2 separate regions of the Mus musculus genome follow, and region 2 is linked to region 1. Evidence: chromatin loops called from intact Hi-C (ENCODE). Cell type or tissue: heart. All regions are shown on one strand.

Region 1 (5,000 bases):
TCTGGGAGACAAAGGGTACTTACAGCCAAGTCCCAGGTGCTATAATCAGGGTCAGCACCACCCACCCACATCTGACTGGTAGGGAAGACATGCAGGACCTAGAATGTTATTCTCATGGAGTAAGAACTCTATCTTCTGGGAAAGAGGAGTGCTGAAATACGGGGGAAACTGCTACAAAGTAACTACATCGAGACTGAAGCCGAACCCTGTGTTTCTTCTCTCATAACCTGAGGAATCACTCTAGAGAACACCCCTCAACTAAGTCAACTAAGCAGTGCAGAGCAGAACTCCACAAGCCCAGTTCAGAGACTGTCAGCAGTGCAGGTGTGGGCTGGGCGGGGTGAGAACGCCAGCAGGAGACTCTAGTAGGATGAGGTAGAGGCTGTCCTGAGGTTAGTTAGGGTGAGGGCTGTGTATCCCAGAATACAGCTTCTGAATGTCTTTGAACTAAATGTTTTAGATGAACGAGTTGCACATTATACAAATTATGTCTTGATAAACATGTTTAAAACACAGCTGTAGTGTTATGTATTACATTTGTATGTGTGGTGTGTGAGCAGGTGTGTATGTGTGTGAGTATGTGAGTGTGTGCATGTGTGTATGTGAGCATGTGTATGTGTGAGCATGTGTATGTGAGAGCATGGGTATGTGTATGAGAGAGAGCATATGTGTGTGAGCATGTGTGCTGTGTAAGCATGTGTGTGTGTGTGTGTGTGAGTGTGTGTGAGAGAGAGAGAGAGAGAGAGAGAGACAGCACCTGTATGGAGGTCAGATGACAACTTTCAGGACTCACTTCTCTTATGTAGGTTCTAGGGATTGAACTCTGGTGACCAGGCTTATGAAGCGATCTTGCCAACCCTAAAAACATAAATAAAACATACACAGGACACTTCCTCATCACCTTGGAAAAGGCTAGCAGATGCTCCTGTGGGGGAAGGGAGAATAAAGGGGAAAGGATGAGGTCTTGTCAATTCTCCTGCAGCTGGTGCGCAGATGGGAGCATGTCCCTTGTGGAGCTTCTAAAAAGATCCTGGGGAAAAAAGAAAGAAAGAAAGAAAGAAAGAAAGAAAGAAAGAAAGAAAGAAAGAAAGAAAGAAAGAAAGGGAAAAGAAAAGAAAAGAAAAGAAGAAGAGGAAAGGAGAGGAGAGGAGAGGAGAGGAGAGGAGAGAAGAGAAGAGAAGAGAAGAGAAAAGAAAAGAAAAGAAAAGAAAAGAAAAGAAAAGAAAAGAAAAGAAAAGAAAAGAAGAGAGGGCACAAAGGCAAGACTTTCCCCCATGGCCCCTGTGGTGGTTTGAATAAGAATAGGTTCATATATTTGAATGCTCAGTCATCAGGGAGTGTTACTACTACTTGAGAAAGATTAAGAGGCATGGCTTTGTTGGAGTGGGTGTGGCCTTGTTGGAGGAAGCGTGTCCTGGGGATGAGCTTTGAGACTTCAAACGCCCAAACCAGGTCCTGTGTGTTCTTCCTGCAGCTTGCAGATCCAGATATAGAACTCTCCACTACTTTTCCAGCACCATTTCTGCCTGTGTGCCTCCCTGCTTCCTGTCATAATGGCAATAGACTAAACTTCTGAAAGAGTTGCTGTGGTCATGGTGTCTCTTCACAGCAATAGAACAGAGCCTAAGACAGTCCCCCGTGGGAAATGAAAAGTCCATGCCCAGAAAGAATTTGAGGGCATGGACTCGTGCCACCCAGAAGCACTTGGGAAGTCTGCATGAGGCAAGGGTCACCAGGTTCCCTCATATGAGATGGCTGAATTACCCAGAGGAGGCCACCATTACCTGACATCCAAACAGTGGGGGAAGAGTCTCATCCAAAATCTAAGGTCCATTTTAACCTCAAAAAAAAGCCAGACCACGCCCACTCTGAGTCAGGATGGGGCTGTCCTGGCTCCAGTCCCATGCGTTATCCTAAGACCATGTGTGTTACGGAGAGGACCCACATCTGTAATGGGAACGTACAAATGGTTGGTGCAGAGCATCATGTCCTCCCATGCTTCGTGGATGAGAGGCATCAAGAGCGCTGCCTTCTCAGCTGTGGTCCTACTCAGCCCTGGTATGCCTACGGCGCCCAGCTCCAGCAAAGGAACGTTGGATAGGGGTGATGGTAAACCTGGGGTTTCTCCAATTGCCCACCAATCTGGGAAAGAGCCTGAGAAGTTGCTTGTGCAATCTCCTTATCATCCAGCAGGTGGCAGTGTGGCACTACAGGTGGCAGTGTGGCACTGCAAAACTCTGCCTCTCCTTGCAGCTCGCCTATTGCAAGTTGGTTTGCAGTTTGTTTGGTTTGTTGGTTTTGATAGGATCTCATATGTATCTCTGAATGTCCTGAAACCCACTGTGGAGACCAGGCTGGCCTTGAACTTAGAGATCCACCTGCATCTGTTTCACAAGTGCTGGGTTTAAAGGCAAGTGCTACCACACCCAGCCATCTTGCCTATTACAAACAGGTGGCTGGCAACCATGCCTGTCCCCAACCTAACCCTTCAGAGCTGTGATGGATGCAACTGAATGTTCTCAATTAACTGGATGTCTCCATTTCTTTTTCGTCTCTGTGATAAACACTCTGGCAGAAAGCAACTTGCAGAAGGGTGGGTTTTAGTTCATGGTTCAAGGTAGAGTCCATCGTGTGAGAAAATCGAGGTGGCGGGAGCTTGAAGCAGATGACCACATCATACACACAGCCAGAATAGGAGAGCAACTGATGCTTATATCACTCTCTTCATTTAACAGCCCAGGATCCCACCCCAGGGCACAGTAGACCTGCCTTCTCAGCCTACCGTCATGACCAAGATGTCTCCTACAGAAATACTCAGCTATACCTCCCAGGTGATTATAGATTCTGTCAGACAACTAACATTAGTCTTCTAACTGGAGGACATCTACTCTCCTGGCTGGGCAGTTTAGAAAGCTCAGAGTCTATCCCTCATAGACCCAGGTTGTATCTTTAATGCAAATCAATAGCAGTCATTGTTAAAGCAAAGCTTGAAGACCCACCACATCCATGGCCATGGCCTAGAGTTTAGTGCACCCTGCTGACACCCCACTCATAACAATATCCACTCCACATCACCCAAGAGCCTCCCATTCAGCATGGCCACAGGAGCCGTCCTCCACCCACAGGCTGAGACCTGGATCCGTGCAAACAGCGCTCTCTTCCTAGCCTCCCACACTGCTTTGGTCAGGCTCTGGAAGCTCTACTGGACTGGAGCAGACAAGTGCAATGCTGTCCTCCCCTTCCAATCTATGCAGTTGCTGCCACAGGGGCAGCTTCAAAACTACTCTCTTGGGATGTCATTCTGGAGGCCAACCTCCCTGTCATCCAAGGAGACAGACTCCCCTGAACAGCTTCAGGGGCTTGTGCTACTACTGTGTGCCTTTCCATCTTTGCATCCCAATGGCCCCATTATTCCTCTTGTAGATCTTGTCTCTTGTTGCCTGAAGTGATCCATAGCCTCAGGACTGCCAACTCCCACCCATACCACCATCAGCCCAGGGACAAGTACTTGGAAAAGGACTCTTAGAAGCACCTCATTCTTTGGGCCAGGATGTCCTTCTAGGTGATACCTGCCCTCCACAGTGTAGCTGGCCACATGGTGAACTAGTTCTGGCAGTCAAGAAGATGTTGTCTGGTTTCTTTCTTTTCCAGGCCCAGAGCAAAGTCTGATGTTCCTTAAGCACATATGTGTTTGTATCTGTGTTCTTGCATACTGGTGATGACATAGAGTTCCTGGAACCTTCCAGAAAACACATGGCTCTCACCGACACTCACTTCACAAGTGTGCCTCTAGCATCTATGCGCTCTTAGAGAGTGCCCAACAACTGAATAATTTCTTTTTCTGGTGAAACTCAGAACAGAGTTGGAAGCCAGGGAGACCCCATCTCTTACCATATTGAAGAGAATCGACCTCTTGCTGAAACCACAGAGCCCTAACAAGTTCATACCTTGGAGGACTTCTCAAAAAGCACCAAGCCCCTCAGCAGCCTTCATGTTTGGGGCTTTAGTTGACAAATATGAAGGGCCAGCCTGCAGCCTGCAGCTCCTCATGTTCTTTAGGTAGAAAGGGAGCCTTCAGCACTAGGTGGTACCAGAAACTCAACCTGCTCTGCCTTTCCTAACCTCAGAGAGTTTGAGTCTCCAATAAGGCAGAGACTTTGGCTTCGTGGCTCCCATACTAGGAAAGATGAGCCAGCCCCTAGCACAGCCCCTGCTCCTGAGTGTGTAACAACATAGGAACCAGACACTCAGGACCAGCCGGAGCACAGGAAGCACCAGGCTCTAGATTATCTGTTGTGTGGGGAGGGGTCTGGGCTGAGACTGAAGCCTGGGCAGGTGAAGTCAACCCCAGTTCCTCACTTACAAGAAGGAACCTGGACACTTCTACAGCGACCTCTGCTCAGCCCTCACTCCCCAGCCAAAACAGAAAATCCATCATACTCTTCCCCCCAGGACAAGACTGGGAATCCTTCACCTCAGAAGTCGAGGGAAACGTCTGTCTGTCCTAAGCAAAAGGTTTCATCCCAAACGCGGGAGCCACACTGGAATACACCTGTCAGGAGAACTTTGTGTTGAGGCGACAGACAGAAGGGACCGACGACCTGCCGCCTACAGGAAGATGATTTGATTTGGTTCAACTCGCAAGGATACGGAGACCTGGAGGAGAACCCAGCTGGGAGCTCCCGCTCAGCGCGCAGCTCCTGCGGATGGGGTCTCAGAACAAGGCAAGACTGGAGCTTTGGGAAAGTGACCCCGTAGGAAACAAGAAATGGCAGTTGAGGGGCCAAGAAGCAGGCAAAGCGCCCTCAGGTTCCGCGGCTCCCATCTTCAGGCCCGTGGGTCCGCATAGAGGGTGGAGCGGGGCTGGGAAGATGCCGGCAGCAGGTCCCCTCTGATTGGACGGCGTGAAGTCCCATCGGGAGCCTCAGCAGCTTAAAAACGAAGCCAATACGAGTGGGAGGTAGAGCGGCCCCGGCCGGCCACGCGCCTTGGTGAGAAGG
Region 2 (5,000 bases), 430 kb after region 1:
CGGGTGGTGAGCACACAGGCAGCCCTCAGGACACTGCAAAGGCATGAGGGAGTCTAAGGGTGACAAAGGCAGAGGAGACGCAGATATCCCATCGTGTCCTCACTTTCCATGATGTAGCCGCATGTTCTGCGTGGGGCCAGGAGATGCTAACCCAGCTGGAGGACAAGGAGCCTTCTTGCCCAGTGTTCCAAAGGTTGGTGTTTTCTCCACCAACCCACTCTGTGCCACTCTGGACCTAGGAGCCTATTCAAGCCCACATGACCAGTGCCCTCCAGAGCTCCCCAACAGGGAAGCAACAGGCACGTCATACTCACTCCCCCTCCCCACAAGGCCGCTCCCACCCCTGAGAACGCTTGGCCCATCCAGCTGCCTTATCTTGTCTCACAGTCAGACCACCCACCAAAAGCCCAGGCCAGGAGCCAGAAGACAAGATACAGCCCACCGTCCCCACCAAGCCCACATTCCCATTATATCCTGACTCTTGCTGTCTGTGTCCTCTGCCTGACAACTCACACCTCTGGTATCAGGGGGGCAGCATCCAGAGGACCCGAAGGGTCTGCTGATAAGATCGCAGCCTCCATCCAGAGCCTGAGAGGTCTCTGATACGGTGACAGGCTGAGAGGGATGGGATGCCATTACACAGGACACCTGGGGCTTGAGCGGTCCAGAGAATAGAAGCCATGTGTGGAAAGACCTGAGGCAGAAGCACACTTAGCCACAGACACACCCTCCCCCGCCTGGCAACAAATCCCCCCTCCCGGTGGTGTCTGGGATTTAGCTCTGCCATTCCTGATAACAAGGAGCCACCTATCAAGTAGGTGACCAGACTGTAGACTGTGGGAAAGTCATCTGAAGAATCTCATCCTCTGCAGACAGGCAGCCTGTGGCGTGGGACGGCTCCGGGTGGTAAGCGCGACAGATTCCCCACATTCAGGGGGCCTGGTAGTTTCCAAATTTTAACTGTAAAATGTTCCCATGGGGAAGTGCCTAAGAGGCGGGGACTCGGTGACAGGGTCTGTCCTAGATCAGGGCATACCTCGGTATGTTTCAGGCAGGTCAACCTAACACTGCCCACACTTGGTCCCAGGGAGCAAGGCTGTTGGTCCATACACATCCTTGCATATCCTCAGAAGTCAGGAGGCGACCACAGAGCCAACAGGTAACTAGACAGCCAGTTCCTGGAGGTTGTGATGGGAAGTTGGGGTACGCAGCTCATAGCCAAGGCTCCTAGCAGGGTTAAGCAAGGAGTGGAAGGAAGTCCGCCACCAGAAGAGAGGGGTGGCCAAAGGATCCCCAGGGAAATGAAGGAGGGACCTGTGGGACCCTGAATGTTGGAGCCTTCAGAGCCTTCCCATCTACTCAAGTATCTTCTTCAAGGAAGGGTTGAGGGGCAGTATACTGGAGGCCCTGTGCCCTCTGCACTTTGCAAGATCTGGGGACCTGAACCAGCAGAACACTTTCTGCTCAAGAGAGCTGACCCTGCTGGGCACCTCCTGCCAGACCACTGTCTCCCGGGATGGCTCTGCACGCTGTGCTTTTCCCTCGTTCTACTTCCAACACTGGAGGCCCCACCCAGGCCAGGTGATCCCCACCCAGAGCCAGGAGAGTTGGCTCTGCCTACCCTATCTACTTAGAGGCCCTGAGGCTGCTTGTGTACCTGGCCTCATTTTGGGGGCTCTCACTAGGGCACATTTGTGACTTAGAGCCACACCTGGAGTGAGAAAGACTCAGGACTCCTCAAGCTGTCGCAGCTGTCAGATACCACGAGCAAAGGCACATGAGCCACCCAGAATCAAAGAGAAGATTCTGGTCCTGGAGCTACATGAAGAGTATCATGTAGCCAAGAAGCCCTAAGTGCTACATCACGGGCCAGTTTTTAGTAGGACTGGGGTTTCTGAATGACAGCTCCAACCATAAGGAGATACCACTTACTCACACCACCACCAGCAGACACATCAACCTAGACACACACACACGCACACGCACACGCACACGCGCGCGCACGCGCACGCACACGCACACACACACACACACACACACGCACGCACACGCACACGCGCGCGCGCACACAGAATAGTAATCACACACTATGCACTGATGCCTCCAGTGGCATGCCTCAGGCTGCCCCCTGTTGGTGAGATGTTGCACTTACACCAGGAACACTCGCCAGCCCCTTCCAGGCTTTTGAGCAACCTGGTAAGGATCCACACTCTCCATTCTGAATTTTGTGACACTGTGGGGCACTGCTGTGAGCCTGCTTGCTCTAAACATCTCTGCCGTCCAGGTTCAGGGGCCTGGAACCCTCCAGACTACACCCCAAGGATGTTCGCATAGCTAAAAATGTTTCCTTCACACAGTGCTCTATAATAAATGAAAAGCTACAAAAAGCTTCCTAAAATTTTCCTTTTGTAAAAACACAGGCACCAAAGGGATTGGGCTGTCTGGCTGTACTTCAGAACGTGATCTGCATGGTAGCGTGATGGAGCACACCTGTAATCACACACAGCTCTGAGGCAGGAGAATGGTGAGCAAAGCTAACCTGGACAACCTAGTGAGACCTTGTCTCAAGAGACTCAGGTCCGGTGGCTCATATTTGTAATCCATCACCGTGGAGGCTGAGGTAGAACTGCAGGTTTGAGGACAGCCAAGGCTACAGAGTGAGACCCTGCAGCAAAAACAAATAAAAGAAAACTAGGCTTCTGCCTGCAACCACCATGTCTGAGAGTCACATCCAGGGACCTGAGCCATCAGAATGTGCAATCAGGGCCACACTGCTGGACCAGCATATTCAGACTGTCTCACACAGTGTTCCCAAGGGCTAGAGTGCACCATACAGGACATGCAGTGAAACTCTGGGGTTGAAACTGTCGCTGAAGGAGTTCCTGGAACAGTCTGCAAACAAGATCAAAAAGGAGGATGTGGTACTGGCAAACAGCTGTCCAGGGAGGGAGAGCCAGAAGGGTGAACCAGACCTTTGGTCTCTTCCCACCTTGTGAGGATGCGGTCACCCCACCCTATCCTCATCAGCCATCCTCTGGATGACTCCTCGTCCCAGAAACTGCCTGAGCCAACATTAACTCAGAATTCATAGTTGGGTTCCTACCACTGTAGACAAAGACGAAGTGTGTCTCAACGCTGATTTGGGGAGCTGGGCATATAACTTAGTGGAAGATTGCTTGCCCAGCATGAGTGAAGCCCTGGGTTCCATCCCAAATATTAAATAAATCAGGTGTGCTAACACATGCCTGTAATAAAAAAGATCTCTGATTCTCCCTCCTAGTGGTCTCCTGGGTGATCCCCCCTGGTGATCCCTCTACATGGAGCTCCGACTTTCAGTCACCCATAGTGACTGTATCTGGCACCAGTCTTGGGGCAGGCAGATGTGCACCCCCTTTTCTTCATTACTCTCATTGCAAAGCTGGCTTTGTAGAAAGAATGGTTCCTCCTTCAGCCTCCCCTAAATGCACTTGGAAGGAATAACAGCAGCGGAAAAGTCTATGCTGAATGCAAGCAGGCCCCTCAGGCCACACCACCAGGACCACAGCAGAATGCTCAGAGTGGCAAGCACTAGACAGCGAAGGAAAGGTCTTGGGTTTCCCCAGGCTCGGGCTTTTTCCCTGGACCCTTCCTTTCTTCCTTCTCTGCAGAGCCCTGGGTGGGTTACACTGAACGTCACATAGATTCTCCTCTCTGTTCAAGGCTGTCTCTCCTGCTCCTCAGCTCTCCTGCTTTAACACAGAGATCCTATCTCCTGCTTCAAGAATTCAACTGCTCGGGGCTGGAGAGATGGCTCAGCAGTTGAGAGCACTGACTGCTCTTCCAGAGGTCCTGAGTTCAATTCTCAGCAACCACATGGTGGCTCACAACCACCTGTAATGGGATCCAATGCCCTCTTCTTGTGTCTGAAGACAGCTACAGTATACTCATATACATAAAATAGATAAATAAATCATAAAAAAATTATAAAAATTCAACTGCTCAAAGATGAGGTATGTATTGGCGCTACTCCACCATCCTGCCTTCTGGGTCTGGGTGAGGTGGAAGGGTGTTTGGCTTCCTAGAGGCAGGGATGAGACTGGGACTCAGCAATGCTGGAAGAAGGAACAGATATGAACATCATCCTCTGTACATATACATGTAACTACGGTTGCACGGATGTGCCCTTGGTACACATGTAATAGCAGCAGAAAGCAGAAACCTGCTTCCACGTCAGCTGCCTGGTGCCAGCGTGAGATGCAGCCATCAGGAGGCAGGATGGTCTACTGCCTCTGTGTGCTGCTATCCCAGCAGTGTACAGTGACATCGAAGCTATAGCCTGAAGTAGGCATTCATGGATGAAATGTCTACGGTCATGAAGTTTCTAAGACAATGTGTACATGACAAGCTGGCTGTCAACCTTCACGGCTAGCCTTGGGGAGAAAGAATTATGAACAACTGGCATTCAGCTTCCCTTTGCTGTCTGTCCAGAGGGGAGCCCTGCATCCCCTAGGGTCCCACTAGAGCCTATAATAGCCAAGACAGCTGCCACATGATAGGCAGGGCTGGTCGCCTGCTCACATCCTCCAAGAACCCTAGTATTATCTCCTAACTTACATTTCAGGAGGGCAATGTCACCATAGTCAGTGCTGTATGTCCCTGGACATTTCTGATTTCCATGCTGGCCAAAGTCAACATGACTCCTCATGTGGTGCTGGGTTTCCAGTCTTACTCTACTGCCCCCTGGTGGTCCTTCTGAACCAAAGGGGCTTCTGTGAGGCATCAGGAAGGCCAGTGCTTCCTCAGGTATTGAATACCACAGAACTTTTGACCTTGGCCCCTCCCCTGATGGACTTAAAGACTAGGCAACATTCCTGATTGACCCCAGGCCCATCTTGATAGTGTCATTAGTCCAGTCTTGGTGGCGGATAGTGAGCTGACCTCCCCATTCCTATAAATCCCAAGGTGTCCAAGACAGGTCTCTAAGTAGAGAGGCATCAAGATATTCAGGACAGAGTCACTGC

Evidence for each region. Hi-C counts contacts between places; a loop is a spot of excess contacts. Peaks named below come from ENCODE experiments on the same cell type or tissue, not always from the same donor. Only the 100,000 strongest peaks of a DNase experiment are listed, where the experiment ranks them.
Region 2: it touches region 1 in a loop (5-fold over the local background); 4 of 42 quality-filtered maps call a loop at or near these places.

The regions. Positions count from the first base shown.
Region 1 is chr2:180,776,863-180,781,862 of GRCm38, reverse strand. It overlaps Bhlhe23 (basic helix-loop-helix family, member e23), which reads left to right and starts at 4,963. Exons shown (of 1, transcript NM_080641.5): 1 at 4,963-5,000. In heart, a CTCF peak has its summit at 2,181 (motif pointing right); a DNase peak (open chromatin) is centred at 2,212; H3K4me3 peaks cover 300 bases; H3K27me3 peaks cover 4,743 bases.
Region 2 is chr2:180,350,616-180,355,615 of GRCm38, reverse strand. No RefSeq gene overlaps it. Among named protein-coding and RNA genes, the nearest start is that of Gm52543, 6.6 kb to the right of the region's middle. In heart, CTCF peaks have their summits at 2,135 (motif pointing left) and 4,730 (motif pointing left); no DNase peak of the experiment used is centred here; H3K4me3 peaks cover 952 bases; H3K27ac peaks cover 1,823 bases.